7 separate regions of the Homo sapiens genome follow, and all the other regions are linked to region 1. The links are chromatin loops, found by intact Hi-C in ENCODE. Cell type or tissue: PC-3. All regions are shown on one strand. Each heading gives the region's core, and the rest is flanking DNA. Links, peaks and the distances in the headings are about the cores only.

What was found. Peaks named below come from ENCODE experiments on the same cell type or tissue, not always from the same donor. Only the 100,000 strongest peaks of a DNase experiment are listed, where the experiment ranks them.
Region 2: it touches region 1 in a loop (8-fold over the local background); 7 of 110 quality-filtered maps call a loop at or near these places.
Region 3: it touches region 1 in a loop (8-fold over the local background); 10 of 110 quality-filtered maps call a loop at or near these places.
Region 4: it touches region 1 in a loop (8-fold over the local background); 13 of 110 quality-filtered maps call a loop at or near these places.
Region 5: it touches region 1 in a loop (10-fold over the local background); 95 of 110 quality-filtered maps call a loop at or near these places.
Region 6: it touches region 1 in a loop (7-fold over the local background); 37 of 110 quality-filtered maps call a loop at or near these places.
Region 7: it touches region 1 in a loop (12-fold over the local background); 57 of 110 quality-filtered maps call a loop at or near these places.

What each region holds. Positions count from the first base shown.
Region 1 is chr7:29,187,361-29,191,775 of GRCh38, forward strand. It overlaps a transcript of CPVL not described here and a transcript of CHN2 not described here. Among named protein-coding and RNA genes, the nearest start is that of CHN2, 5.2 kb to the right of the region's middle. RefSeq lists an enhancer at 2,457-2,606. In PC-3, for the core only: CTCF peaks have their summits at 810, 2,521 (motif pointing right) and 2,726; no DNase peak of the experiment used is centred there; H3K4me3 peaks cover 947 bases; H3K27ac peaks cover 551 bases.
Region 2 is chr7:29,306,845-29,311,259 of GRCh38, forward strand. The region is part of intron 1 of CHN2 (chimerin 2); the gene reads left to right. Among named protein-coding and RNA genes, the nearest start is that of CHN2-AS1, 100 kb to the left of the region's middle. RefSeq lists an enhancer at 2,988-3,556. In PC-3, for the core only: a CTCF peak has its summit at 2,632 (motif pointing left); no DNase peak of the experiment used is centred there.
Region 3 is chr7:29,283,009-29,287,423 of GRCh38, forward strand. The region is part of intron 1 of CHN2 (chimerin 2); the gene reads left to right. Among named protein-coding and RNA genes, the nearest start is that of CHN2-AS1, 76 kb to the left of the region's middle. In PC-3, for the core only: no CTCF peak of the experiment used is centred there; a DNase peak (open chromatin) is centred at 2,613; H3K4me3 peaks cover 247 bases; H3K27ac peaks cover 2,940 bases.
Region 4 is chr7:29,111,370-29,115,784 of GRCh38, forward strand. CPVL (carboxypeptidase vitellogenic like) reads right to left here. Exons shown (of 13, transcript NM_031311.5): 3 at 1,335-1,453. Among named protein-coding and RNA genes, the nearest start is that of CPVL, 33 kb to the right of the region's middle. In PC-3, for the core only: a CTCF peak has its summit at 2,682 (motif pointing right); a DNase peak (open chromatin) is centred at 2,552; H3K4me3 peaks cover 470 bases; H3K27ac peaks cover 1,782 bases.
Region 5 is chr7:29,406,908-29,411,322 of GRCh38, forward strand. The region is part of intron 6 of CHN2 (chimerin 2); the gene reads left to right. Among named protein-coding and RNA genes, the nearest start is that of PRR15-DT, 150 kb to the right of the region's middle. In PC-3, for the core only: a CTCF peak has its summit at 2,051 (motif pointing left); a DNase peak (open chromatin) is centred at 2,084.
Region 6 is chr7:28,924,749-28,929,163 of GRCh38, forward strand. No RefSeq gene overlaps it. Among named protein-coding and RNA genes, the nearest start is that of TRIL, 31 kb to the right of the region's middle. In PC-3, for the core only: a CTCF peak has its summit at 2,462 (motif pointing right); a DNase peak (open chromatin) is centred at 2,413; H3K4me3 peaks cover 1,344 bases.
Region 7 is chr7:29,343,193-29,347,607 of GRCh38, forward strand. All of the region lies in intron 1 of CHN2 (chimerin 2), which reads left to right. Among named protein-coding and RNA genes, the nearest start is that of CHN2-AS1, 140 kb to the left of the region's middle. In PC-3, for the core only: a CTCF peak has its summit at 2,625 (motif pointing left); a DNase peak (open chromatin) is centred at 2,599.

The DNA.
Region 1 (4,415 bases), core at 314-4,313:
GTGTGACAAAGAGAGAGACAGAGAGCACTTGAGTGTACTCTGTTATATTATACATGCCACTTCCTAAAGATTCTGATGTATGGCCAGGCACGGTGGCTCACGCCTGTAATCCCAGCACTTTGGGAGGCCGAGGTGGGCGGATCACCTGAGGTCAGGAGTTTGAGACCAGCCTAGCCAACATGGAGAAACCCCGTCTCTACTAAAAATACAAAAATTAGCTGGGTGTTGTGGTGTAATCCCACCTGTAATCCCAGCTACTCGGGAGGCTGAGGCAGGAGAATCGCTTGAACCAGGGAGGCAGAGGTTGCAATGAGCCGAGATTGCACCATTGCACTCCAGCCTGGGCAACAAGAGCAAGACTCCCTCTCAAAAAATAAAAATAAAAAATAAAAAAAGATCCTGATGTATTGTCAACATCCACTCTCTCCCCAGGAATTAATACACAGTTAAAAACTACCTGCCGTGCAGAATATAATTGAGTGCTAATAACATTATTGTTGGGCATACATTCATTTACATAAATATGAGGTATATTATTATCTCCATTTTACCTGATGAGGAGACTGTGAATGTGAAAGGTTATTTGTCCAAGATCACCAAAGTATCTGTAGCTAAATTAGGATTTGAACTCAGATTTATCTTCAAAGCCCAGGCCTGGCTCCTATGTCTTAATATACTCGCATAGAGGTGATGTAACAGGGGGGTGGTAGGGAGAGATGAAAATTACTTTTGCATCAGACTTTAATTCTCACAGATTACTCCAGAAAAGCAGATGTGAGCACGCTATACTTTGCTCTAAGGAACAGAGGCCACCTAGAGTTCCTAACTGGACTTTTATGCTTTAGACACTATATTACATCTATCACTTCATTCCATCATCACAAAGTCTGTAAATAGGGATTATTAACCCATTTTAGAGACCAAGAATATAAGATTAAATAATTTGCTCAGGGTCACACAGCTAATAAATGACAAGCTAGGAGTGAAGCCCAGGTCTTTTTGACTCCATAAATACATATTAAACTTTCCTAGAATCATTTTCTCATGCTTTGTTTTACAGACAATCTGGAATATTTGTAAAAGGCCAAAATATGTTTTCTGTATCAGAAGATTGGCTCAGATATTGTGTCTGTTAGCTTTCCTTCAATGCCCATTTACTCTCCTTTTTTTATTTTTTTTTTAAAAAAAAGAGGATTTCTGTTTTGTTATTGAACGTATAGCTGCTACAGGGAAAGAAATGAAAATATTGATTCAGATTTTCTTGGGGAGTGAAGGCAGAGGACATTCAGAGTACAGGATCTGCTCGGTTCCCTGGGCTGACAAGCTAAAACTGTGGATAAGAAAATGCCAGCTGTCTAGAAATAGTCTTTGAGGCTTGATTTTGGACGTTTTGTTAAAAACAACAACAACAACAAAACTGCTGAAAAGAAAGTCGTCACCGGCATGGATAATAGCTATAATTCCCAAACAGAAATCATTTCTATAGCTATTTTAAAAATTTGTCCCAGTTGAAATGTAAATGTCACAGGAAGGAGTCAAGGTTGTTTTGTAGGATCCCCCACAGCAAGGATATAGTTTTCCTCATACCTTTTTTTTTTTTTTTTTTGAGACAGAATCTCTTGCTCTGTCGCCCAAGCTGGAGTACAGTGGCACAATCTCAGCTCACTGCAACCTCTGCCTCCTGGGTTCAAGCAATTCTCCTGTCTCAGCCTCCCGAGTAGCTGACATTACAGGCGCACACCATCACGCCTGGCTAATTTTTATATTTTTAGTAGAGACGGGGTTTCACCATGTTGGCCAGGCTGGTCTCGAACTCCTGACCTCAAATGATCTGCCCAACCTCAGCCTCCCAAAGGGCTGGGATTACAGGTGTGAGCCACCGCGCCCAGCCAGTTTCCCTCATATCTTTATTCCCCAGGCCTCGTATACTCCCTGGCACATAATGAGTGTTTAGTCAACATGACTGAGTGAATTAATGAATGCTTGAATAAATGAACAGGTAGTAGAGAATGAATATATTGGATATCGTTATGAAAGCAAATTTTCATAGAAAAAGAGCATAAAGCCATAGGAACCCCCGCAGAAGACACGAAAAACAAACTCACTCCCTGCTTTTGCCCAGAGCAGGCTTACAGCTGGCTTCACTTTAGTTTATCCTAGATTTCTCTTAGGACATTGAAGACAGAAAAGATGTTTGTAACCTGAAGTGTCAGGGAACAAAGCCAGAAGGTGCAACATGCAGAAGAAAACATATTCAATGAGTTTCTGAATGCTATCCTGTTTTTCTCTTCAAACAGAAAGAAAAACTCTCTCTCTCTCGGCCCCCCACCCCCTACACTCCCCTTCTCCCTCTCTGTCTTTCCAGTCAAAGAGACTGCAGCGGATGGCATGCCTTAAGTGCCTGCATGTGCCGATCTGATCCGCCCAAGCTAAGTGGCCAAATAGGATACTCCAGGCAATACCCCCAAGCCCCCCTGCAGCTCAGTGAGAAAGACGATGCAGGAATACCTGTGCCTGCGTCGTGTGCCGCCACTAGGGGTCCCCAGCAGCAGGCGATGTGAACTGGGAATTGGGTAGCAGAGGCGGCCTCCCTTTGTCTGCACCCCAGGTGTGGACTCCTCTTTGTTCAGAGGCAGGGCCGCTACCTGCGGCGTCTGAGCTGCCTGCTCATTAACCCATCCTGGGCCGTCTGTGCACCTCCTGAGGAAACAGCGGGTTTCTCAGCTCCTGCCCCTAGTGACGCCTGCCTCAGAAGAGCCAATGCGTTCTCTTTCTCAGGACTAGGTGTCTTTGTATTTGAAATAAGGCTTAAACTACAGAGCGAAATATTTCTCACTACAGCAAAAGAGCATTTTGATGTTGAGAAATTGATGGCAAAAGGACCACTTTCAGGGTACGGTAGAGTACTTGCCATAAAATATTTAAAGCTAGTTGACGAATAGCCCTGCTATTCTCCTGTGAATGCCCACCACTGGATTAATCTTGAAAGTAAGGAATACAGTATTTCATTCTGTGTTTAGCACAGGGAAAGGGAATGACCTTCACTAAAAAACACTCCAGAATGCCTGCAGTGAGGGAGCACAGCTCCTGCTATGACAGCCACGTTCACCCTGCAGTGCTTTCTTGTCTGCTTTTAAACTTCAAAAGAATGGTGAAACAAAATAAACAAATTACACCACCATAAGAGCTACCCTGCAAACAATAAATCATGTGAATTGTAACAGCCGGTGAAGGAGGGTGGGGTGGGGATTGCAAATATTTACTCCATCAAGATTTTATTCTTATGTTTCACCGTTTCAGTCTTTTTTGATCACAGCAAAGGTAGTATCCTTACATGACCGTCAAGTTCTTTCTTTTGCTGCAGATGTGTTGTTACTCATTGTCTTGTAGCTCAGTGGTCACAGCTACTAACGTGGAAAGGAACTGGCATACAAGAGAACCATTTACAGATGTCCTTAATTTGCTCATTTACTCAATGAGTAAACAATTGAACAACATCCACTGAGCACCTATTGTATGCAAAGTATGGTAGACAATACAGGGGCTGGGCAAACAAGGATCCTGCCCCCACCATGCTTTTTTTTTTTTCCCTGAGACAGGGCCTCACTCTGTCTCCCAGGCTGGGGTGCAGTGGCATCAACAGAGCTCACTGCATCCTTGAACTTCTGGACTCAAGCAATTCTCCCCCCTCAGCCTCCCAAGTAGCTAGGACTACAGGTTAACTACAACGCCTGGCTAATTTATTTTTTATGTTTTTAGAGATGAGGCCTCATGTTGCTCAGGATGGTCTCAAACTCCTGGCCTCAAGGGATCCTCCCACCTCAACTTACTGAGTCACTGGGATTATAGGCATGAGCCACCAGGCCAAGCCCGCTATTAATGGACTAAGGTAATGAAATATATACCAAAAGTACCATTAAAATAAGACAGAGCATGAGATCTGCCCATTGAGAGGTACAGTAGATGGACTAGAGAAATCCAACAGAAGAAGAGTTATTTTCTGCCTTGGGAATCAGGGAAAACTTTCCAGAGAAGGTGCATTCTGGTTGAACCCTTTTGGTATGTAGGATGGGAAGCAGGAAGGAATGGCAGAATCCAGTGCTGCTAGCCCCAAGGGCATAGGCCACCATGAAAGAGGGTTGCCTTTGTGAAAGGGGGGAACAGAGATTAGATTGGAAAGGTAAGTTTGGAAGGCTTTGAATGCCAGGTGAAAGCTAAGTTAAAACAAAATGATAATTTTTATTCTTAAGAAGCCCACATTATCCACAAGACTCCGTTTATCCCATAAGTCTTTTAATATTTGAAGAAAAAAGGCAGAAATGTCTTTTAAAATTCTACTTTCCAAACAATTAAGATTTCTGTAGCACCAATATTCTTTCCACTGGCAAATAGGTATTACCTAGAATTAAGGCAAC
Region 2 (4,415 bases), core at 310-4,309, 120 kb after region 1:
GCATTCTGCAGAATTGCCAGATTCCTGTCCTCTAACACAATAATGAGTGTTTCCATCCAGTGGTGTGAAGCATGTGGAATAATTAGCTCTCAGCGTTAAAGATGTGACTAGTAACGTCCAAGCCTCCTTCCTCTTAAGAGTATGATTTTCTTATGGTGACATTTTCAAGAGGACATCCGTAATCTCTCATTTTGGGGACAGCAGGAAAGAGATGTGCCTGGATATATCCTATCAGTGTTCGCTGATTCGCCTTCAGCTAAATCATTTAACCAGACCAAGGGAACTGAGATTTGAGAAGCTCAGTTGTCTGTAAATCTAATGGTTCCCAACTTACAATCACTTCAGATGTTTTGAGGGGTCTGCAGCCTCTTTTATACATTTTTAAAAGCCTAATAAAAAAGCTAATGGAATAATTATCTATCAGTAACTACATAATAAGTTCAGTTTGTTTTGGAGATCAGATCTTTCAAATCATCCAGTTTGAAGGGAAAGAATAAAAGGAGTCTATGAGTTACAAGGTTGGTGAGTATGATTAGTCAACATCAATTTACAAGTAATGGTATTCCTACTGTGGTGAACCGAATAATGGTCCCTGCAAACATGTCTCTGTTCTAATGTCTGGACCCTGTGAATATGTTGTTACATGTCAAGTGGGAATTAAGATTTCAGATGAAGTAAGATTGCTAACCAGGTGACCTTGATTGAGATGGGCAAATTACCCTGGATTATCCGAGTGGGCCAAGTGTAATCACAAGAGCCCATTTAAGGCAAAGTAGAGTGTGAGAGTCAGAGAGTCATTGAAGGATGCTCTGCTGCTGGGTTTTGAAAAAGAGAGGAAGGGACCAGGAGTCAAGGAAGGTGGACAAAATAGATTCTTCCTTAGCGTCTCCACCCAGCTGTTGAATTTGCCTCCTGGGCACACAGGAAGTCTGCATGCCCAGCCCTTCACATCCAATTGGGGCCATGTGGAATGTGGCCCAGGTGATGTTGCTCAGAAAGAACCCAGCCCAGAAAACACCTTGATTTGAGCCTAATGAGACCTATTTTGAATTTTTGACTTCCATAATTCAAGATATTAAATTCTTGTTTTTTTAAGCCACTGAGTTTGTGCTAATCTATTAAAGCAGCAGTAGAAAACTAATGCATTTAGCACTGCATCTTTCTGGATTTTTGGTCATTTTAAATAAATCAGCTAATAGTGTCTACTGGGTATCTCGGCATACAAATAACTGTGTCAAAGGAGTTGGAAAAGTATGGAGAATGTAGAATAAATCCAAACTCTAATTGTTGTCTACAAGCTCCTGCTTTTTCTCTCCTTCCTGTCTTTCCAGCCTTACCTTATGTTACGCTGCACTCTCTCAGCTCCCACTCCTCCAGCTGTCTTTCCATTCCTCAGACTTCCTGCCGTGGGCCCTTGGCTCATGCTGTTTCCTCTGCCTTGAATACCCTTATTCCAGATCTTCCAAGAACCGGCTTCTTCCCATCTTTTAGGCCTTAGCTTAACCCTTCCTCCTCTGTTAGTCAGAAGAGTCTAAGTGCTATCACTTACAACCCAATATCCTAGTGGTTTAAAACAATAAAGCACGTGTCCCTCACGTCACAGTGCAAGGTGGTTGGGGTGTGTGTGTGTGTGTGTGTTGGGATAGGAATTGGGATTCTGCTTTGTTCCACACAGCCACCAACCATTCCAGCTTGTGACCTCTCTTTCCCCCGGTGCCTTCTCGGAATCCTTAGCAGGATCTCTGCAGTCACCTGCTGAGGAGCAAGGAATGCGTGGAGGATTGTGTGGGCTGGGCCTGGAATGAACATCACCTGGGCCACATTCCATATGGCCTCACCTGGATGTGAAGGGCTGGGCATGTAGTCTTCCTGTGTGCCCAGGAGGAAAATTCAGTAGTTGGGTGGATAATAGCCCTGTTCTGCCCTTCCTCAGAGATGCCTCTTATAACCGTGCTAAGCAGATCTGTCTCATTAGCCTCTATGAAAACACCTTATTTAGTTCCTCCATTGCACTTTATACTCAATAATTTTTTGGCTTCTTTGTTAATTGTGTTCCTCTCCAAGACCAGAAGGGTGTGAGGATAGGAACATGTCTGTTTTGCTCACTACTATGTGCACAAACCTGGCAATGCAACATCTTGCACAGAGTAGATTACCCACCAAGAATAGTTTATTAGTATGTGATGAATGGATGATGAATGAATGACCCAACAAGTGAATGAATGGAAAGCATAGACCTTGTCTAGAGGGTATCCACTATTATAGCAAGGACAGAATAAATAGGTCATAGTCTTTTACAAGAATAAATTTCAAGAAGCAGCCAAAAGCTTTTTTTTTGTTTTTGTTTTTGTTTTTAGAAATAAAGGACTTTGGCCTACGGTTCAAAAAGTGTTTGGAAAGTCACCGCTCTTTGGGTTGTAGAATTTGAGTCCAGTCTTCCAGATGAGCAGCCTGAGAGTAGCAGTGCTCTCCTTATTTGGGTTGATTAATTCTGCTCTTGTATTTCTGAGAAAGTGTAGACCCTTTCAGATACCATCCTAACTCTTCCCCCACCCTTCCCTTCTCCACTCATAGAGGACAAAGCATTTGGCTCCTCTCCTCCTACCACCTGTTCCTATTAATATATTCACAGTGGCCCCCGGTGGTGGGAGCATGCCACCTCAGATGAAGGAGTTTTCTAATTTTGCTTCTCCTTTTCTTTCCCATTGTCATTGTCCTTTCTGGCTTAGCATGAGCTAGTGGCATGTGGCAGTCTGAGAAGTGGAATGCCTAACCCAAGGAAATAAATGATGCATAATCAAATCCAGTTGCGTAACTTCGGGAGTTTGTGTTTTCTTCTGTTGATTCACGAAGATCAAGGAGCTGATGGGAATAGGTTCTGGCCTTGCCACCAAATGTGCTTCTCCTCCCATTTTCTGAGTAGGGCTCCAAGGGAGGTGCTGGGCCACTTTGCCACGCAGGCTGGTTGCTGCCTCATCTCCTGCAGGTGAGGGTGGAGACCTCGCGGGCTCATGGGCCCTGCTGTGGCTGTTACATGGATCCAGGTTGTCTAGGGTCTGGGGAATGCTGCTGAAGGGGCCCAAGTGCCTGTACCCTGGAAGCACTGGCCAGGCAGGACTCCCTGCCTCAAATGGGCCTCTCCCACCTTGTTCTGTCTCTCATGGGGCAGGCACATGGCATTTCCTAGGTGGGGGGACCAAGAAGCTGTGGCTGGATTAATTCTTGTGAAGAGTACAATAAACTACATTTAACTTACTTTCCCTTACTTCAACATGGTTACACGGATAAAATACATTAAAATGAACACTAAAATCAAGTATGTGGACAAAGATGTATCAACAGGAATGTTCAGTAATAGAAAAAAAACTGGAAACAACTTATACATTCACATAAGGGAGGAGATAAAAATAAATTATGATACATCCATAGAGTGGAATACTTGAAGCCATTAAAATTGAACATGTAGAAGAATATTGAATGAATATAATCACATTCATGTTTAATTTTTAAAAATCAAGCTGCAAAACAGTGGGTACCATATGATCCTGTATTTGCAATTAAAATGTATACAAATATAAACAATGGAAAATATAAAGATTGAAACGGGATGCTTAGTTCAGTAAATGGGATTATGAGTGATTGTTGTTTTATTCTTAGTGCCCAACGGTAGTTCCCAAATTTTCTGTATTTAATACATATTTGTTTTGAAAGGTGATATAAAATTCTAAAATGGTATTTTAAAAATTAGATGACTGTCTTAGTTCATTTGGGCTGCTATAACAAAAACATCACAGAGTGGGTGGCTTATAAACAACAGAAATTTGTTTCTTACAGGTTTGGTGTCTGGTGAAAACCCATTTCCTGATTCATAAACAGGGCCTGTGTCCTCACTGTGTCCTCACATGGTGGGAGGAGGAAGGTGGTTCTCCAGAGTCTCTTCTAGATGGCACTAATCCCATTTCTGGGGGCTCCACCCTCATGACCTAATCATCTCCCAAAAGCCCCTCCTTCTGACACCATCACATTGGAGGTTAGGATTTCAACATAAGAATTTTAGGGGGATGCAAGCATTCAGTTTATGACATTGACTAAATTCTCCAAATAATTACTTGTTTATTAAAAAGAAAACTATTGAAAGAATTCTTAAACAACAAAACAAGTCATTAATGTGCAATTTAAAAAGCCCCATAACCTGCTTTTCTGTCTGTCCTCAGTACAGATGTTTTCCCTTCCTACTGCACACTTAATAAGTCTCCGAGCCTTGTAGATTCATTGTAGATTCAGCCTTGTTAGCATCTCTTGTATCCAGTCCCTCCATCATATTCTCCCTGCCCCTGCCTTTGTCACCTGTTGATGGGACTCCCTGCCTCCTGGCTTTCACTTACACCGTTCCATTGTCCTTCCTGTCACCGACA
Region 3 (4,415 bases), core at 258-4,257, 96 kb after region 1:
AAAGAGGACAGCTGGCCAGTAGGAGAGAAAAGAGAAGCCACCTCTCCTGGAAGCTGTGTTATCTGACCCCCTCGTGCTGCTTCTGCCTGAGAGTGCGTCGATGTCTGACCTCCACTGGAGTCAGTCAGTCCTGGGAATACCGTGTATTCCTGCATAACAGTACCTTAGAGCTTTCCTTACGTGCTTACCTGGTGGCAGGTGACTGTTCTGAGTGCTTTGTGTATTAACTTGTTTAGCTGCCTTAGCAACCCCTTGAGAAATCATTTTCCCCACTAGACAGAGGACGTAGCTGAGCAGCTCACCCAAGGCCAGAAGCACTGAGCGGAAAAGCTAGGTTTGATTCGCAGAATTCTAAGATGGTCTGCCCCCAAGTTTCCCCTCGGTTGGTATACACGATCTGTAGAATCCTCTCCCCTTCCATGTGGACAGGACTAGTAAAAATGATGGGATTTCACTCTCTTTATTAGGTTACATTATACAGCAAGGATAAAGAGATATTTGCAGATAATAAGTAAGGTCCCTAATCAGTTGATTTTGGGTTAATCAAAAGGGAGACGTCCGGGATGGGCCTGACCTAAATATGCAAGCTCTTTATATTTATATTTTTATTTTTATTGTCATTTTTATTGAGATGGAGTCTTGCTCTGTTGCCCAGGCTGGACTGCAGTGGCACAATCTTGGCTCACCACAACCTCCACCTCCCGAGTTCAAGCAATTCTCCAGCCTCAGCCTCCCGAGTAGCTGAGACTAAAGGCATGCACCACCATGCCTGCCTAATTTTTGTATTTTTAGTAGAGATGGGGTTTCCCTATGTTAGCCAAGCTGGTCTTGAACTCCTGACCTCGTGATCCGCCTGCCTCTGCCTCCCAAAATGTTGGGATTACAGGCAGGAGCCACCGTTCCCAGCCAAGCTCTTTTTTTTTTTTTTTTTTTTTTTTTTTTTTGAGACACAGTCTCACTCTGGAGTGGCTCACTGCAACCTCTGCCTCCCAGGTTCAAGCGATTCTCCTGTCTCAGCCTCCCTCCCTGTCTGTAGCTGGGACTACAGACATGCGTCACCACGCCTAGCTAATTTTTGTATTTTTACTTATTTTATTTTTATTTTTTGAGACGGAGTCTGGCTCTGTCCCAGGCTGAAGTGCAGTGGTGCGATCTCCCCTCACTACAACCTCCACCTTCTGGGTTCAAGCGATTCTCCTGCCTCAGCCTCCCAAGTAGCTGGGATTACAGGTGTGCACCACCATGCTTGGATAATTTTTGTTTTTTAGTAGAGATGGGGTTTCACCACGTTGGCCAGGCTGGTCTCAAACTCCTAACCTCAGGTGATCTGCCTGCCTCGACCTCCCAAAGTGCTGGGATTACAGGCATGAGCCACCACATTTGGCCTAGGCAAGCTCTTTAAAAGAGGCTCCAGGTTTTCCCTAAAGAAAGATAATTGAAGCTCCAGATTCTTCTGCTGACCCTGAAGAACCAAACAGCCTGTTGTGAACAGCCTATGGGAAGGGGCCACGTGGCCAGAACCTGAGAATAGGCTTAAGGTTGCTCAGAGTGGTCCCTGGCCAACAACTAGCAAGGAAATGGGGACCTCAGTCATCAGTCTCAGCGAAGTGAATTCTGCTAACAACCACATGAGTTGAGAGGAGAATCCTGAGCTCAAGAAAGGAACACGGTCTAGCTGACTCCATGATTTCAACCTGGGAAACCTGGAGCAGAGGACCCAGCCAAGCCACACCTGGACTTCTGACCCACAGCAACTGTGAGCTAGTGAGTGGGTGTCGTTTTAAGCTGCTAAGTTTGTGTTAATTTGTTCTGTAGCAATAACAGATGAATGCACAAGGATCTGAACCTCGTGATTCTGGCTGCAGAGCTCACATGCATCCTCCCTTCTCCAGGCAGCCTCTTCAGAGACGTCATCTCAAAAATCACTAAATCCTGGAACTTCAGGGTTGAATGGGGAACTTTGATCTAGCCCAGTTGTTTAATCAAACTTTTCCTTTGCAGCAGATGGCCACTGTGCAAGCAGACTGGGGGAGCTGCTCTACTTGCTGTGGGGTGTGTGAGCCGCTTCTGTTCTTTGCACTCCTCTCCTTGAGGAATCTCTGGGGAACACAGTTTGAGAACCACTGATCTGATCCAACAACTCATCTTTACATTTCCCTCTACAACATCCTGACACCTTGTTCCTTTGGAAAGTCTTCTGTGGCATTGAAATCTGGCTCACCGTAATTCCCACTATTGGTCCAGGTCCAGTCATAGGTGATACACAGAGCAAATGGAACTCTTTTTCCATAGGAGAATGCATCACTCATTAAAGACAGTTCTCACGTTTCATGGAAGCCTTCTATTTTCCAGACAAAACATCTCCATGACCACAAAGGAGCTGCCAGTCCCTTCTCTCCTAGTGTTTGCCTGTGTTTCTCTTAGAGTCAGGTCAGGAACTAAGCACAAAATTTTTGGTGTGGTCTGCTTCACATAAAATACGGCAAGCCTAGCATAAGCCACAGTCTAAATATTCTGTTTCCATGAATGCAGCGTTAGACCACATTTGCTTTTTCGCAACCACAATGCAGTGCTGACTCATACCACACGCAGAGTCAATCAAAATTCCCTTTTCACATATGTGGTTGCTAGGGTATGTCTTCACCAACATGTACTTAGGTGTGTTTATTTTAACCTGAATACAGGCTTCACATTCATCACCATTGTGTCTCATCAGGGATCTGGTGCATATCTTGGATGATCCTGATTATGTCATCCAACAATATTGCTCTTCTCCCTAGCATCACCTCAACTCTCAATTGGACAAATATGCCATAAATATCCTCATCGGAGTTATTGACAGAATTTTGGAACCAGACAGGGCTGAGGTCAGAGCCCTCTAGCACCATATTGATGACTATTCCCAGTGTTTGGGTCCTTCAAAAACTTACAAATCCAACTAATTGTATCATCTAATGGCAGTGATCCAACTCATAAAGGTACCACCAGAAACATAATGAACTATTTCCTGGCCGCCAAGTACAGGCATTAAGTCCATTTCTCTGCCTTCCCAAGCCAGGAGGTCACTAGAGCTCCTCCTGCATGCCCACAAACATGTAGGAGCCTCTTTTCGAGGATGTGCCTCATACCCACCCTTTTATAGTTTGCTCCTCCTTAGATAAACACCATTCCCCCCCGCCCCCCATGATTCCATTCTCTCTCATCTTTTTTTTTTTTCCCCTTACTCAGATTCCCTTGGGAAAAGGTAAAGACTACTTAGAGGATACCAGTGAACCTTGGAGTACCTAAATGACTGTGGCAGGCCTCATCTTTATTTCAGAGGAGGAATCTTTTTGGGGTATCTTATCATAAGAAATAGGGTAGGGCTCCAGTGTAAAAGTCAGGACAAGTTGCATAGGTGGGAGGGGTGCAGGGAAAGGTGGGGTCTGCATGTGGGGATGGGGTGGGGAGGGAGATGAAGGGACAAGGCTGTGTTTACCTCTGAGGTTTCCGTGGGGCAGGGGCGAAGCCAGCGTCTTCTGCAGCCTTACCCTTTCTTCCTCTCATTTCACCATTTCTCTACCAGCCACACCTTATATTAAAACAGAGGGTAAGGGGAAAAATAAGACTTGCTTTGTAAAGTGGGGTCATTGTTCTTGACAGCACTGCTCCATGTGGCATCTTGGGATGGATGAGTTCCCAGATCCACCCTAAAGTGGAGATGCTGTGATTCCACAATTCCTTTAGAGAGACCATAAAGCCCATATGAGTGGGCTTGGTGGAGATAGTCTGCGATTATAAATATATCACAAGCCTGTCTTGGTTTATTTTTTCATATACCTTTCTCCTTTATTCACATTCATTTATATAAACGTGAAAGTTGCCATGGGTCTTATAGGATACCTATGCTACCTGAAGACCAAGAGCTTCTGTTTGATCATTGAAAAAGAAGTGTTTTAGTTGTGGTTAAATTTGACAGTGCAGCATTCACCTAGTATTCATTTACCATCTCTAATAACTATCTCCCTTCCCCTGGGGATGGGGACCCTTTTCTTCTCCTGTATTTTTAGTCCATTTGTTTCTGGTGGAGTCCCCTCTATGCTCTACTTTATACGGGTATGCAGCTTAGGTCTGGCCAATCAGAACCTTATATTCTCCCTTGTTTGATTCAAGGCACCAAGAGGGCAGAGAGACTTTTGCTGAGTCTCCTGGCAAAAATACGCTTGGTCTTCTTCACTGAACTTTTCAGGTTTTGAGGCTCAAGCCATCTGAGCCACCTTGCCCCCAGGAAGTGGGGATCTGAAAGAGGATGGCACTAACACAGAGAAAGTGGAGATGGGAGATGGAGGCAAACTGAACTCTGGGGGCATGAGGGGGAAGTGACTACATTCTAGACTCAGCCAGATTTCTTGGGTTTGAATTGTTCTGCCACTTAC
Region 4 (4,415 bases), core at 262-4,261, 76 kb before region 1:
GGCTCTACCTATGGGAGGCACCAAGCAAGACACTGGAGGGTGCTCAGGCTCCAGTGCTGACCTTGCACTTGTATGACCCTCAGGGTGAGTGTCTCCTTGCATTGCAAGCTCTAGGCATCTCACTTGCCTCACTCAACACAACACTGACGAAGAAATAAGAAGCCCTCTCTAGGGGCCAAGAAAGCCTTCCAGAAAAGACGACAGGCTGACGGCTACTGTGAGCCCAACGACAAAGGATCTGGAATTTTTCACCATTTCTTACATGCCCCAACCTGACCACATCCCACCACAGGCTGCTTTGGGGTGAACTATGTCAGAGGCCATGTAGTTGAGAGAGCAGGAAAGAAAAGTCAAGAAAATATAACTCAATAGTACCAGGAGAAACAACGTAACTTGAAAACCACCCTGGACCAAGCAATTTACTCAGTTACTACAGATGCAACCCAGCTATATGCAAATCACATGAAAATATAAATAACACCCTCCATAGGGATAGCTTTTTCTTTGCTTTCTCTAGCCTGTAAAACAAATCCAATTTGGAGGATGAAAACAGAAAATTACTCTGCAGTGGAATAAGATTTGCTTCTCAGCGCTTCCAGCAATACCCGCAACAGCACCTCTAAGCTAAAAATGTCTTGTTCATACAGAAGAATGGCATAATCTAGAGGTGAACTACATAGGATTGGTGAAGTAGAAAAACATACCCACCTCTGTCTATAGAGATTTGGGAAAGTGATGGCCTTTCCTGCCAGAAGCCTTCCTAGATCGGCAATCCTCCCAATCTTCTAAAGATCCATAGAGTCTGAGTTCAGTTCTGTCTCCTCTGTGGCCCCCACAGAACAGAATATGCTCAATAAGTGGGTACTGAGTGCATGAAGGAGTCCACAGACAGCGCAGCTATACAAGGCCATGGCTGACTAGATATAAACATACTTAGCCACGCATTACCTGTTCACTTCAGGAATCTCCTTACTTCCTATCCTCCTTGGGCTCCCCTGACCCATCCCTGCCCTAAGTATTTTTAGAACAAAAATACAACAAAATGATAGGAAGAAGACTGTGGCAGGAAGAAGGTGGTAGTATTAACACTCCAAATAAGGCTGCAAGAAATTTAGAAGTTGGACACTTCCCACTCCCGCAGAAAACATTTGTTTCCTGCCCATAAATAGGAACACCATGCAGGTTTGCTTATTTTTAGAAAAACAAAAATCTTATTTTTAGAAAAAATCTATGAGATTTTTTTTTAAAGACCTGTAGCTCGGTAGGCTAACATTTCTACCCTCAAACGGCAAGCCAGGTCTTGAACACTGGTGTTCTTTCTGTTGGGCACCTACCTGAGCTGGGAAGAACCAGAAGAAGAGGTTGCTGTTGTAAGTCTTATTCACGGTGAGGAAGCCGGCATAACTCTTCATGTTCAGTCCTGGGAAAGGGCCGACCAAACTCAATTCTCTTCCTAGTGGGGGAAAAAAAATTTACCCAAGGATTACAGAAAACAATAACAACAAAAATGTGAGCCATCTATCTCAGTCTGGATGAAATGGAGTGATTAGATAAGCTAAAAGGGAACTGGTATGACAGGTAGTTCCTTCAGCAAATTCCAGCCTGCCCCTGGCCAATCCCACATAGTCCACGTTCACAATTTAGCCAAGGATATGTGAAAGTTTTAAGCCTTTGGGGAGGGGTGCCCAAATATATTTTATAAGCTGTAATAAGGTTTTTTTTAAGTTCTTTTAAAAAGAAGAAAAGAAAATCTCCTATCATTACACCTTGCATAAACCAAGGTGATCACCTTGGGCCACATGGAAAGGAGCAGGATAAAGTAACCTGACCTGAAACAGTGGGGTGCAAGAGTAACAATGTGGTGAAGCAGCTCTCGGCCTCGCCCCGAGAAGGCCTGTGTCCTTCACGCTCTTGTTTTCATGAAGGCAAAAAGCCTGTCACATCTACTAAGAGGAGTGGGCTGAGGCATATGGGAGTGTGGGTGGCTGTGGACATTGGGGAAAGGTGGACAGTGGTGGACAGTGGGGAGACTGGGAGTGACCTCATGGCTACTCAGGGGGAGCCAAATAGGACAATGGGGCAGTTGTGGGGGCCAGGGGTCCTGGCGTTCTTATGGCACCATTGGGACAGGCACAGGGAAGGAGTAATTGGGGATGCTTAGACAGCCAAGGATGCCCAGGAGTAAAGAATGCTACTAGGAGCTGACATTTACAAGGCCAGAATACCAGGGCTTTACATGATGTGGGAAGTATAATTCTCATTCCCACTTTACAGATAAGAAAGCTGAAGCACAGAGAGGTTAAGTGACTTGCCAGCTAGTAGAGGAGAGCTGGGATTAAACACAGCAGTCAGGCTGCAGAGTTTGTTCCTTCCCCCAGGGCTTTCAACTAGAGTGAGTCAGAAGGTGCAGGTGGCAAGGAGTGGGAAGGGAAGTAGTGGTCAGGAAGGGAGTGGCAAAGGAACAGAAAACAGCAGAATGTGGTGGCGAAGTAAAAGGGAAAGTTTGGGTGAAGAAGAATCCTTTAGTGGTGACAAAGAATGTGTCCCCAGTAGGAACCAGTCACTCAAGAAAAGCGATGTAAGTCTGAGCCATATTAAGTTGGAGACTGGCTAGTAGGTCAGGAAGCTTGACTCCTCACATGCCATCGACTAAAGATGCCTTTGACGGTAGGTGGAGCCCTTAGGCTCTGGAAGGCTAATTGTTAGCATCTTTTCCCAGCTCAGCATTCAGAGACATTGACAGGATAAAATAAGCCAAGGTGACAATATTAACACTCAAGGGAATAGATGCTACAAGTCAGGGTCCTGACTGCAAGGGCTGGTTGCTAAACTTTTACCAGCACACTGCTGTTTTGGGACCACTAGTTCCTATTTTACAAGGCCAGAATACCAGGGCTTTACATGATGTGGGAAGTATAGTTCTCATTCCCACTTTACAGATAAGAAAGCTGAAGCACAGAGAGGTTAAGTGACTTGCCAGCTAGTAGAGGAGAGCTGGGATTAAACACAGCAGTCAGGCTGCAGAGTTTGTTCCTTCCCCCAGGGCTTTCAACTAGAGTGAGTCAGAAGGTGCAGGTGGCAAGGAGTGGGAAGGGAAGTAGTGGCATGCCTCTTAGCTGAGCATGGTGGCAGTGCTTGTAGTCCCAGCAACTCGGGAGGCTGAGGTGGGAGGATCACTTGAGCCCAGGAGGTCAAGGCTGCAGTGAGCCATGATCATGCCACTGCACTCCAGCCTGGATAACACAGCGAGACCCTGTCTCAAAAAAAAAACATATATATAGGCATGCCTCTCAAAAGGAAAACCTCTCATCTAGACCACACAGTTCCTTTGCTGATCCTAGTGCTCCTATAGACCAGCTGGTGACCCACCATACAGGCATTTAACCTCCCTGTTCTTCAGTTTCTCCTCTATGGAAGATGTACTGCCTGTGGGCCACCTGGATTAAAAGAGCCCCCACATGTAAAATCTATATAAAGAAGCTGGCAGGTAGGGAGCAGAACTACTGTTGCTGTCTGTGAAATGCACCTGCTGACTAGGAACAGGGAGCACCTCTGAGCAGAGGAGGTCATGGGGACAAAAGAAAGGTCTCAACAGGTGGTCCTTGAGGGTCCTGTTAGGCTAGCACAATAGAAGAGCATGGGTTTCCTAGCCTGACAGACCTGGGTTTGGAATCCTAACTAGATTAGGACTCCCCAGCAAGTTGCTCCATCTCTCTGAGCCTCTTTCCTTTTATGCAAAATATAAATACTGATTCCGCTATCCTGGGCTTTCTGTGAGGATCAAACAACAAAAATGCATATGAACCCTTAGCCTAGCACTGCACATAAAATATGGGTTCAGTCAATTGGAAGGGAAAGTTATCATTAGCCTTTGGCCACTCCAAGTGAAGTCTAGAAGAATTTCCTTTTTCTGGCTCAGCCTGGTTCTCCCAGGGAAGATTGCTTAATGCAACCTCTGTTGGTCTTCACATTCTGTTCCCAATGAGGTCTATCCCTCCTCCATCAGAAAAAAAGCCAGAGAAAAAGAGAGAGAGGTGAGGATCTTATGAGAAAGAAAAGGGAGGTGTTTGGGGAAAGTGGTTTTTGCCACTCCTCCCCTCCCACTCTTCCCGCCATCTGTCGTTTTTCTTCTCCCTTTCTTCACTTCCACTCTTAATTAGCCCAGAGAAAGATCACCCCCCAGGGCTGGGCAGCCTTTAAAATGCTTTTGAAATATTTTTAGCAAAACTATTAATCTTCTCAAAATCAAACAGATACCACCCCCTGCCTCCCAAAAAAAAAAAGGAGAGTAGAGAAGTAAAAACTGTGGATTGGAAATGAGTGAGATGTGGACCACAGAGAGGTAAATGGGAAGAAGAGGATTTGAGAAAGACAACACAAAAATGAGAAAGGTCAAAGTATAATGAGAAAAAGAG
Region 5 (4,415 bases), core at 118-4,117, 220 kb after region 1:
GGTGAAGCAAGCACTGATTGAATGAAAAATGGATGGGTGACTTTTAAAATGTAACACATTGCCCCACATTCACCCTAAGGAACAGCGTATCTCAAATTCACCAAGAGGGTGCCTCAGCATCTCCCGCACCGTCTCTCAGCACGTGCTCCTTCCTTCACTGGGCTAAGATCTGGCCACCAACTCCTTGTAGCATCAGGAGCAGCAGGAGTCTGGAGAAGCAGGGGAATCGTGGAGACCATCTCATGCAACCCTTCTGTTTTGCAGGACAGGAAACTGAGGCACCCGGCTCAATAGCTTAGAAAGTATTTCAGTGACACCAAGGAGGCTTGGATAGAAAAGGATGCTTTTCAGCAGCTATCTTAGAGTTAAGATTGTTGAGGCCTTTTTTTTGGATGGGATCCACAACTGTGCCACTGTGGAGGGGGTCTTGGTCCTAGGGGGTGGAGAGGCTTGGTGACTTCATTCAGGACAGTAGATTCAAACATAGTGTTACCCATTGTCCTTCACCAAGCAGAGGCGTGCATTCATTTGCCAAAGAAAGAACCTGAATTGTTAATGCAGAAAGCATTATGGAGCTGGAAAAGATCACTTGCATTACAGGGTCTAAAGAACCTATAGATTTTCTCTGCAGGAGGTTCTTTGGAAATAACATGTAACTGACATACCCAGTCTTTTCTCAGGATTCAAGGGTAAATGAAGATGAGCATAACTTAGCTATTATAGTAGGTGACAGGTACCCTGATGATGCTGACCAGCCGACTTGCTGCCCTTGCACGCAGTCATAAAATGGGGTGGGATAGGATGCAGTGAGAATGGATTTAACTTAGATTACATCCGCTCATGAGACTGGGTTTTGCCAAGCATTGTTTTAAACCAGAATTCCCTAATGATTTGGGATTTATCACTCAGTCTGAGCAATTGCTGATTTGGTTGGCTTGGTGGTTCTCAAACTGACTGAAGGTTGGACTCACTCTGGGAGCTTTTAAAAAAATGCCCATGGCCGGGCTTGGTGGCTCATGCCTGTAATCCCAGCACTTTGGGTGGCAGAGGCTGGCGGATCACTTGAGGTCAGGAGTTCAAGACCAGCCTGGCCAACATGGTGAAACCCCATCTCTACTAAAAATACAAAAAAATTAGCCAGGCACTGTGGCACATGCCTGTAATCCCAGCTACTCTGGAGGCTGAGACAGGAGAATCACCCGAACTCAGAAGGCGGAGGTTGTAGTGAGCCCAGATCACACCACTGCACTCCAGCCTGGACGGCGGAGTGAGACTCAGTATCAAAAAAAAAAAATAAATTAAATTAAAAAATATATATTAAAAATGCCCATGTTTGACCCCACCTGCCTATGGAATCAAAGTCTTCACTGGTGAAAGGCACCTGTCGGTCTTTTTTGGCTCCTCAGGTGATTGTCAAGTGCAGGGCTTGAGAACCTGGGTTAGATGGAAGGGGAGACGAGAGTAAAGGTGATCAGACATTTTGGAGCATTTTCTTTCAAGGACACCTGTCTCACTTCTTCCCATGCCTCTTATATTCCTGAGGCTCTTTTATGTTGTAAATTAGACCCTAGCCTTCTTTCTCTACTTTTACACAACACGTGAGAAGTCCTCTGGGGAAACATTCTTCACACAGTTAACTCTGGTGGCTACAGTTACCTGTGCTGGTTCAGGGTTTGGCTTTGCTCCCTTTCCATGACTCCTTTCCCGAGATTATTGCCTGAAATATAAATGATGGGAAACAATTAACTGAAGTGGGATTAAAGAATTTAATGAAGGGGCAAGGAAAAGTTAGTCCCTCTCTCAGGGGTCAGCTAGTGGTTTCTTTGGGTGGATATTAGAAAGAATCTCTTTTTACCAGTTCCTCAATATCGGTGTTTTCAAAGAGGAACGGAAGAGGAAAGTCATCCTAATACATTCAGCGTATGGAGGGATATGATGGGCCAAACGCCAAACCCTCCTTGTCCCCATCCAAAATCTCTCTAGGAAACAGCTAATTTAGAGACACGGCTCCCGAGAAAGTATTTTCTATGCAAATAGTGCCATCTTGTGGCTGAAAGGAGAGTTACATGCTGATGACACAAAGGACCAAACCTAACGGATGTGAAAATGTGCAAGAACAAATTTTTCAGCAATGAATCCATTGAGTCATCCCACTTTCCTCAAGTTTTATAGCACAGATCAGGCTACACAGTGGCTTGGGGTGTCTGTTCTGTAGCCTGTGCTCCTTCTCTGCATAAGCACGTGGGCAGCTCTGCGGGCCTAGGACTTGTAAAAATCATCCCAGGAATCTAATTCTAGTCCAAAAGTGCTCAAACTTCTCGGCCTCAGGACCCCTCTATACTCTTTAAAGTTACTGAGGACCCCAAAGAGCTTCTGTTAATGTGGGTTAAATCTTGATATTTATGGTATTAGAAAGTAAAATAGAAAAATCTAAAATATTTATTAATTCTTTCAACATAATAGTAATAAACCTATTATGTGTTAGTATGAATAACATATTTTTGTGAAAAATAACACTGTTTTCCAAATAAAAAAGTGATGAGAATATTGGCATTGTTTTTACATTTTTGTAAATCTCTTTAGTGTCTGGCTTAAAAGAAGACAGCTGGCTTCTCACATCTGCTCCTGTATTCAACCTGGGATATATTGTTTTATTTGAAGTATAGGAAGAAGTCTGGCCTCACACAGATGTGTAGTTGGAAAAAAGAGGAGTGTTCTTATAGCCTTTTCAGGTAAATGTGGGCTTTAAAATATATACTAGACCACAATTCAACAAGTGGTAGTTTCTTAAAGGTTAGTTGCAATGTCAATCACAGAAGGCAATTACTGTAATAAAATCAGTTTTGACATCATGGACTCTCTAAAGGGATCTTGGGGATCCCCAAACATTGGTGGGCCACAGTTTGATGAAGAGCCCAGCTTTTCAAGATGTTTATATTTTGACATCTCCAGAGTGGTGTTTGAGAGGAATTGTCCCACCACTTTTATCACCTTTGACTGCAGGAGGTAAATGATGCTGTCACCTGGGACTGCTGTACACCTATGGGGACTGGGCAGGCTATGATGAGGAGGCATTCTTCTGGACCTGACCCACCAAGCGCCTGCCCTGAGCACGACCTCAGAGCTCTTCCCAGTGGCTCTCACTAGGCGGTGGGGGGACAACAGGCTGAGTCTATATGAGTTTTAATTTTAGGGATCCCTCTGGGGTTGTTGAATGTTTTTAATTTCATCGAGGCTTTTTAATCATGGGACTTTTAAATAATTTATTCTGGAAGAAAATTTTTATAATGTTTAAAACAGGGTAGTGTCTTGTTTATATTTTAGTTGGGCTTAATCGTAGGAACAGTGTTGGTAGATTTAGGGTGATTACTTTCATTTTTAAGGTGAAATTGAGCTGTTTTTGTCTTTTTAGTAATTATATGGTGGTTTTTGGCTGTGAGTAAAATATTAATGTTTGTTTATTAGTCTAGGTGGGATGATATGTTAAAAAGATAAAAGACAATAATTTGGATAAGTATTTAGGGTTCTCTTGATTAAAGGTTTTTTTTTAATTAAATAGGTTTGAGGTGAGAAATGGAGAGTATATTTGCATTATGTCTGTGGGTCATCTATTGGCACTTAGTTTTTTAATTGGTAAGCGTTGAAATAGAGACTCTTGTTTGAGGAGTCTTAGCCCCTCACCTAAATTGGGTATTTTGTTGAGTATGGGATGTGAGATTATACTTGACTTTTTTGATTTGTTTTTCTAATTAGGGGAGTTTGTCTTTTTTTGTATTTTTGTTTTTGAAGAAACTGGAGGGAAAAAGTTATAGGAGTTGATGAAAAAGTTGAAGGAGAGTGTTATTATTTTAGACCTTTGTAAGGGGAGAAAAAGTTGAAAGTAGTGAGACATAGTAAAAGTTGAACTTTTGATTTATAAATTTGAGAAGTTTTTAAAGAATGACTGTTACATATAATGCTCTAGTTATTTAAAATATTATCTAAAACTTTAAAAACACAGACTTTCCTCCTCAAATCCCTAAACTCTCCTCCCTTACTCCCTAGCCACATTAAAAATTCCCCATTTCTACTTTTTATTAAAACAAATTTTTAAAATCTTGCCTTCCCCACCTTCTTACTTTAATCAGATCAAATAAACATTTCTCTATCTCCAAACACCTGTGTATCACTATTTAACATCAACTACACACCAAGTACACAAACCTAAATTTAGACTTCAACACAAGCCTAGGGCCTGTGTCATCAGGAAACAGTTCTGCAGGTGCAATTCTGATATATATGGCCAATGAGGAGCCACCGACTGGGTCTCATTCTCTTCTCCGTACAGAGGAAATACCAAGACTCAAAGCTCAAAGTGACATTGAACAAGGAGGGTTGGAAGGAGGAAACACAATTTTAGCAGAGCCTATTATTTT
Region 6 (4,415 bases), core at 193-4,192, 260 kb before region 1:
TAAAGAAATGTTCACTTTCCTGCCTAATTTTGTATTTGTAATTGTATATTCTTTTTAAAAGAAATCATATGAGCTTTGGGCTTCACAAAATCAGGATCTCCCCTGCCTGTGCCTTTTTCCAGTGCTTAAACATTTTGCCTCTCATCCCCTAAAAAGCTAAACAATTTATTGTGATCTTGAAGCCATCATTGCTGGGCATAGTCCTGAAATATAGTTTTCCTGCAAAAGGAGAGGGAGGGGAGGAAGAAGGAAGGGAAGAAGGAAGGGAAGAAGGACAGAAATGCACAAGATTATATGTAGAGTTAGTAATTCATTTAATGTTAAGGAAGGAAAGTCACCACCATTACAAGCGCCTCTTTAAAAAAAAAAAAACACCCTTCCACATAGACTGAATCTCGTCTTCTCTTATGAAGGTTCTAAATTCCTAAAGATGGCTTCAGTGGACCATCCAATAATCAGATAAAAGGTCCACATTGCCGTGGACACGACATGGCTAAAGACAGGACCTAGACTTTGTTCCTGGGATTTTGTGGCATATTGTTAACACAAATCACCTGATTACGTTAGCCAGCAATGATCAGTCATGTATTCTTTCGCCTTCATCCTGCTTCTCCAGTTAGAGGGTTTTGAAAATCCCTTAAACAATTCAACCACTTGTTACGGAAGGTTTCCACAGCCTCTTGTCTCCTTTGTCACACAGAAATTCCCCCAAATCATCTTGGCTGCTTACATCTACAGAGCTATAAACGGGATGCGAGTCCTCAGCGGGGAACACCAGAGCCCTCTGAGGGTGGGGAGCTTGGCGTCATACCAACTTCCTGGACCCACACTATCTGGGTTCACTAGTTATACTGATCAGACTGGCAAGTCCTCCTATGGGAAACCTTGTTTTGCGCCCCTCCATAGACATCACCTTTGTTTTTAGGTAGTATTGATCACCCGAGGATTCGGGTTCAGGCCCACGTCATTCTAGGGTCTCAGGGTCAGAGCAAGTAAGGTGATAAAGTAAAAGGGGTTAAATAATCTTATAAACACATATTCACACTGGAGATTTCCATTTTTTCTATTTCTTTTTATGAAACGTTTATGCACGCTTTATGGTTCTAAAACACAGGCTGCTGTTTAAGCCATTCACAGAGATAGAAAAGAAAAGAGAAGGAGAAAGCTTTTTAAATGTGGGGGCAGGGGAAAGCGGTTAGTGGAACTTCATCTGCTGAGTGTTCATACAGAGCAGAAATAAAGAAGTGTGTGTCTATCCTATGAAGCCTATAAATCTTAAGGAAACCCAACTGTTGCCGACCCAAAAGCCTTCTGCAAATTTGCTCTTCACAGTATCTGACCCTCCAGGCTCATTGTTCTGTGTTTTCCTGGATTGATATGGCCTAAAATCAAAACTGCATTCATAGCTCGGAAGTAATTTAATAGCTCTAGTCTAGAATTAAACTTTTTGGTCATTCATTTTGATTAATTGCTAAAAGAAATTCTGGCGCTTATACCCCTAAATACAATTTTATTTTGTGGAAACAGAAAACTTATTCTACAAAGAAGTCAACCTCTATCATAAATTCACCATCCAGGCTTGAGTGGTTTGACGTCTGGGTGCTGTACCTTGGAGACATATAATTGAAGCCCACGTGTAGATGTAGAGGTACTTTTAAAAATTTCCTCCTTGAAGATGACGTTTAACTCCACAGAGTAGCTTTCTTTGTCTTAATTCTCTGGGCTTCCATTTTTAAAAGAAAAAGCTATCCTCAAAGGCTTTATAGGGTTATTAATTACACAATGTCACCTATCGACAGAAGAAAGCCACTGTGACAGTCTCTAGCTGTCTGAAATTTAAGTAGGCTTACCAAAGCTCTTAAGACGACAAACACATGCATTTGTAGGACGGTTCCTGTCCCACTGAGGTTAACTAAATGGTCTGGGGATGGGCAAGGAGAAAGAAGGGGAGCACTTGCAAAGTAGCTGGCTCCACTTTGGAGGAAAAAAATCCTGGGGTTGTTTTTGAGGTCCGGCTGAGAACCAAGAGCAACAACAAATCATCTATATTTTTTTCAGCGCATCATGTCTATTTTTCACGTAGCAACTCCCTTCCGGGCATTCGGAAAACGCTCCTCGTCGGATATTTCTACCCACAGGATGCTCTTTCTGTTTAACATGGAAGTAGCTTTGAATTCTCTCTGCAAAGAAGAGGTCCGGTATCCCGGCGGGAGAAGCAAAGTGCCACTGGGTGCTGGAACGTGGAGGAGAGGGCTCGCAGGAGGAAGGGTGGGGCTTGGGAAGGAAAAAGGCGCGGCTCGGAGGAGAAACCGGCTGCTCACAATCCGCGAAGCCAGAAGTTACCCGGCTCGTGGAACCACGTCCACTTCCCCCAGCCAGTTCCCTCCTGGGTTTCATTCTTAAAAAGCGATTTGTATTGGTGCCTCTCTTCCGTGTGCTACAAAGAGAAGTGACCGCTAGAGGGCAATATGCTGCAAAATAAGAATTTGATCGCACATGAGAAGAGCTGAAATAATAAGCATACAGATAGAATGAAATAGAGGTATTGTGAAGAAGTGTGGTGAGTAGGCTTTCCAATCCCTGTTCTCCATATCCATACACCCCCTCAAATATACACACTTAACTGAATGGCAAAGTATCTGCACTGCAGAAGCTAACCCATCATTTTTTTCTCTCTCTCTCTTAGTTTCTGAGAGTTGGGAGGAGTTTTAGGGAATATTGAACTCCTCGACATCAGAACAGGGTAGTTTCTGGAAGCTTTCACCGTTCATAAGCCCAGAGTATAAGATCAAAGTAGTGGTTCTCAACCGGGGGCCGGGAGGGGAGGAGGGGAGTTTGCCTCCCAAGGAACATTTGGCCTTGTCTGGAGAGATTTGTGTTTGTCACAGCTTGGGGGATGGGGTGAACATAGATACTACATAGATACTAGCACCTAGTGGGTAGAGGCCAGGGATGTCACTCAACATCTTACAATGCATAGGACAACCTCTAATAACAAAGAATCATCCCCTGCAGATGTTCATAGTGCCAAGGTTTGACCAGGGTCAAACATGAGTGCACAGCTTGTAGATGCATTTCCATCCAGTGAGGGTGTGGTTCAGTCCTCAGCACTTCAGCTCTTCTCAGTGTTGACAGGCATCTCCTATGCATTGTGCATCTTTCCCCTAAGTAGACCTGCTCCATGTGATTGAAATGTGTTGCCGCAGGTAAGCTGGTCTTTCAGATTCCTGCAGCACAGAGACCCATTTACTGCAAGGCATCTGCCCACTAGGACCCGGACTGGCAGAGCCTTCTGATGTGGATTCCCCAGCCCACCCTTAAGGGAGCCTCTGGGCACTTTAGTCAGGGACCTGGCTTCCTCCACTTACTAGTTGTGTGATCTTAAACAAGTCTTTCAGCCTCCTCTGTAAAATGGTGATGATAATGACACCTACCTCCTGGGGTCTTGTAAGGAGCAAATGAGCTCACAGGTAGAAAGCCTGGTAGGCCCATAAGGGCGTAGGCATTGTCTTCTCTTTCTCCCATAGTACATGATTCATTCTTTGTTTCCCTTCTAAAGGACTTAGCCCAAAGGCATGTGCCACATCTGTCCTTGTCTTATCACATTTAATTTTTTTTAAAAAATCTTATTTTAATGGGTCATTACTGCATACTTCATCTTTGTCTTATTATTATTCAATTATTCTGTCCAGAGACAGTACAGGGTGATGATCACAAATTCAAGACCCAGCCTGCCTGAAACTGAATCCTGTTTTGCCCCTCCCTAGACAGCTGATCTTGAGCGAGTTATTTAACCTCCTTGAACCTCAGTTGTCCCCCCTCTAAAATGGGTGTGATAACAGTACCCATCATTGTACAGATTAAATTAATTAATATTGGAAAAGTACTTGGAACAGTGCCTGGCACATAGTAGTACTAAATAAGATATAAATAAATGAAAACGATGGTGATGAGATTCATACTATTTCCCCCAACACCTAAAAATCCAACCTAAATGCACCAGAATAACAACTGATGGGATGGCTGAAGCTAAACTTACAATGCCAGGATTCCAAGGTCATTCATCTACAGGTAGGGGGCTTGAGGAAGAGAGCTTCTTTTGCATCTGAGAACATCCATAGTGCAGGAGCCACATCTGGCCCAGTCCTGTAATTTTACTAAGAAGGCAACTCGAGCACAGAGTCAATGGTGCACAGTAGGGAAGCAGGACCAGAACCTGCCAGTCAACACCACAGCTCACTCCTTTTGGCCTACATTGAGTTGCTTCAATCAATAACCACGGTACTGATCTGACACTGTTATTAACCTTCTCTGTGACTTGCAATCCGCTTCCCCATATCCTGCAATGGTGTGGTGTGGCTTATCATTTGCCCTCTGAGAATATTTGATGCCTCAAGGGACACTCAATTCAAAGT
Region 7 (4,415 bases), core at 157-4,156, 160 kb after region 1:
GAGGAAGTGTGTGAATAATAAAAGAGGAAATTGTCCACCAGGAAAGCATCTCCAGCTGGCTGTGATAAATCTGCATTTTGTACCAGCAAGTAGGGAGAGTGCCTCGGGAGAGAGGGAGATCAGGGACATGGCCAGTGGTTTGGCAAAGGTAATGACGATGATAACCAAATTGAAGCTCCTGTGTCTTTTCTTTCCCTCAACCCCTTGTCTCCCTGTATTGCCACCATTTGCTTTCATTTCTCCATCAAACCTCCCTCTTACAAGCTCTATTTTCTCAATTTCTACTTGACCTTCACATCACTTGCCTGTGGCTTCCACCCATACCCCATTGCAAGGTCATGAGAAACCCCCATGTTGCTGCAGCAACAGCTCTCTCCATGTGTATCTCACTGGAGCAGCTGCTGCCTCTGTTAACCACTTCCCCCTTTTTAAATGTCTTGTGCTTTGCCTTTCATGTCGCCCCATCTTGGGGTTTCTCTCCTATCGCTCTGGTCTCTGCCTCTTTCCCTCTTCTTCTCATCCCTTCAGTGCTGGTGCTCCTCAGGGGCTCTGTCAAAGCCTTCCCTCCCCCACTCTCATGTTCCCCCTGTGTCATGTCATCTACTTTAGTGGCTACAGCTGCCATATGTATGCTGGGGTTTCCATTCCTGGATCTCCAGTCCAGGCCTCTTTTCTGAACTGCAGGTCTCTTAGAGATGTTCACTTGGCCATTCCTCAGCCATCGCTTTCCAGCAGCAAAAGCTGAGAGCCTTGCTGTCTGCCAGGCCTGCTTCTCCCCTGGTCTGCCCCTTTCTGTGAATGGCATCACTACCCATCCAGATGCTTAAGCCAAAAACCATTCATCTTCCTCTGCCCAAGCCAGAAGTCATGTTCCCTCCTTTCCTTCCCTGTCCATGTCCAGCTTGTCATCAAGGCCTGTAGATTCTGTCTTCTCCGTGTCCTTCAAGTCCATCCCATTTTCTCCGTCTCCACTGCCACCATTCAAGTTCAGATCATTAATGTCACCTTCCTCGGTTACTGGACAGTCCCTTGATTGGTCTCACTGCCTCTTCTCTTCTCTTTCTCCCATCTTCTCATCCTCCAGTCCACTTTCACTCTCAACTGCAATGATCCTTCTCAAATACAGTCTGGACTCTGTATTATCCCCGCTTGCATTTTCCCTGCCCTTTAGAAGAGGTAAGTCCTTAGCATGGTTGTAAAACGCTTAATTATCTGGCCCCTACTTACTTCTTTAATATAATCCCTCACCCCTCCAAAACACCCTCTGGCCACCCATCCAGACACAACAGAGCCTGTTTCAGCCAGCAAGCTGAGACACTTCTGGCTCTCAGTGCCATGTCCTGTCTTGCCTCTGGTTCCTGCAGGCCACACCTCAGCTTGTGTATCCTCCAAGAGCCTATCCATCCACATAGACACTCCTTACTGTGGGCTTCTGCAGTAGATGTCCAGGCAATAGCCTATCTGCTTGACTGGGCTCCACGTGCTGTGGTAACAGAACTTACTCTTCTCTTTGTCTTTGGGGACTTTAGGCCTTGCTCTTAGGTTTCACTCCTCTGAGACTGCTCTTGAAGGACCCTGGACAGGGCTACTCAAGGCAGAGGTGATCCGTCAAGGTGTGGGAAGAGCCTGACTGCCCCTGCCCCATGCAGCCTTCCAAAGGCTGAGGAGTCCTACCACCATCAATGCTCCTTGTATGCATCCTCTTGCTATGTTACAGTTGCCTTGTTATTTGTTTGGGACCCTCAGAAGAATGCAAGTTTTGGGTTTCTGTCTTTTACTTGTCCAACACTTTGAGCACCTGCTGTGTCCTGGGATACAGCAGTCATGGCCACTTCAGTTGTGCCATTTGTGCCTAGCTGAGAGGGCAAGTGGGGGCTGAACACAGCCTGGGCTCCCCTCTCCAGGCCACATGCTCTGGCTTGGGGCTCTGTCCCTCAGAGGAAACATCTTCTCTACACACAGGTGCTGTCTAATTGCCAAGCTGTACACCTGCCTGAAAAAGACAGCTTTTTCTAATTCACAAAAAGTACCCAACAGGCTAAGGCTGACCCACACATTGGAGGACAAGATAAATAGGTTCCTACTCTCACAGTGCTATCTGTCTAGCATGGGAAGACAAAACGTAAACAAAGAAATATATAACCACACAGCAAAACGTTTCGGATGGTGAAAAGGCTCTACAGAGAATTGAAGAGAGTATCTGGGGAAATGCTGTAGGTTGGTGGGTCCAGGAAGATGTCTCTGAGGAGCCAGAGCATTTACGCTGAGATCCCATGATAAGGAAGCCAGCAGTGTGCACGCGAGAGGGAAGAGACTGCATGACATCCCTAAGACTGGTATGGTCTTGGTGTGTTCGAGGAGCAAAAGAAAAGCCAGAGTGGATGAGGGCTAAAGGGCAAGAGGAGAGACAAATGCGATGACCAGGGGATGCTGACCGGGGGCCAGATCGTGCAGAGTTTCGTAAGGCCTCTCTACCTGTTCACCGTATTGTGCCCGAGGACTGGCTCGTTGCATTTATCCAATAAGTACCTGTTGAATGGGAGAATCTCATCATGCCTCTGTGTACAGAATAAGTAGCTCAAGACAGAAGCTCCATGTGGCCCCGGTGCCCTCTAGTGACCACAGGCTCCAGCCCAAGGCCCTCCATGGCTTCATCATCTTCAGAAAGTCACTTACTTCCCTTGTCTTTGGGGCCCAGCCTCAGGGTCCAGCAGTAATTCCTGGAATTTGTCTTACTAACTATTCTCTGCAAGTGGGACTCAAGCAGTTAGAAAAATCCGTGCTATGAGTTTCATAGTCAGACTGACAGCAGGCCTTCATCCCTTACCCAAGCAGAGTTTCCAAAGAGAATACATGGATGTCTAATTTCTCAGGGGAGTGCAGGGAACCAGCATTAGCAAGCAAGGTCTCTAACAGCCTTCAGATCTGGGTGTTTTGCAGCAGTCAGGATGACCTCCAGGTAGTCTCGCAGCTCAGGCCTGGCACCATTTGGCCGTGCTGGCCTGACAAGATCATAGCTACAGGCTGTACACTCTGTCCATGAGGACGTGCTGCTGAGGACCCAAGCGTGGGCATAATGTATGTATCAAAGACATATTGTAGCATGTGCACAGACACAACATCCCACTCCTGCTGTTGTTGTTTGCTTTCATTTGGATCCCAACCCATTCTGGGCCCATTAAGCTAATCACCCAACAAATTCTGAACTGTCATCTCATCGTGAGGCTGTTCCATGCTTGACTGAAAAACCTGTTTTCACCCAACTTCCCTGGAAGAAGCCTACTGCAGCCCATTTACAAATGTATGCATCAGTAAATCAAAAGTGACAGCACAGATCTGGCTTTTCTGGGAGAGGGGATGGCAGAGGGAGAAACCCAGTCCTTCCCCTCTGTTTCTTAAATGATGCCATATACACAGCTTTATTTGAAATGTTCTTTAAAAATAGGTCATCTTCAACTTCCTTGATAGCTCATTCTCTACATCGGTGAAACTTTGGCTCCTTTCATTTTCCAAAGCCTCTACCTGTGTTTTTCTGTGAGTCGAGTCATCCTCCACTGAGCCGAGTGAAGGAATCTGGCTCTCCCAGATGTTTGCAGGTATTTCCTCTTCAGTTGTCACTTTGCCAAGTGGAGCACATGTGTTCTTTAATTTTTCTTCATTAATCAGTCTCCAAATTCCTTTACACTTGCTCCTCAGGTGATTCCATCAAATCAACATATTTCTGGAGCTAAAAATGCCTGGAAGAATACAGCCTTCCAGCTGCAGCCATCCAAACGTGTGGATTCGCGTATGTTCCCTGCACTCCATGGCCATATGTTTCCACAGGTTCACTTCCAGGAGCGTTCTGTGTCTCCATTTGCTTCCCTGCAAATGCATACTTAGTCTCATCTGTGAGTTTTCTAACTGAGTCTTAAGGCATCAAAAATTAAGAGCATATTGATAACAGCCCAGTGTTGGTGAGAGAGGGTGTGGGGAAATGGGCATTCTTGTACCCGTTGCTGAGAATTTCAATTGACCTAACTTATTTTGAAGGCCATTTTAAAATAAAATGACCTTTTAAAATAAAAAATACAGAGACCCTTCACCCAGCAGTTCAACTTCCCTGAATCTATACTGCACCTGTATCAGTGTGGCATTGTTTATAGTGGACTGTATCAGTCCATTTCCACACTGCTATAAAGAATGCCTGAGACTGGGTAATTTATAAAGGAAAGAGGTGTAATTGACTCACAGATCTGCATGGCTGGGGAGGCCTCAGGAAACTTACAATCATGGTGGAAGGCGGAGGGGAAGCAGGCACCTTCTTCACAAGGTGGCAAGGGAGAGAGAGAGCAAAGAAAGAAGTGCCACTTTTAAGCCATCAAATCTCGTGAAAACTCACCCACTATCATCAGAACAGCATGGGGGAAACCACC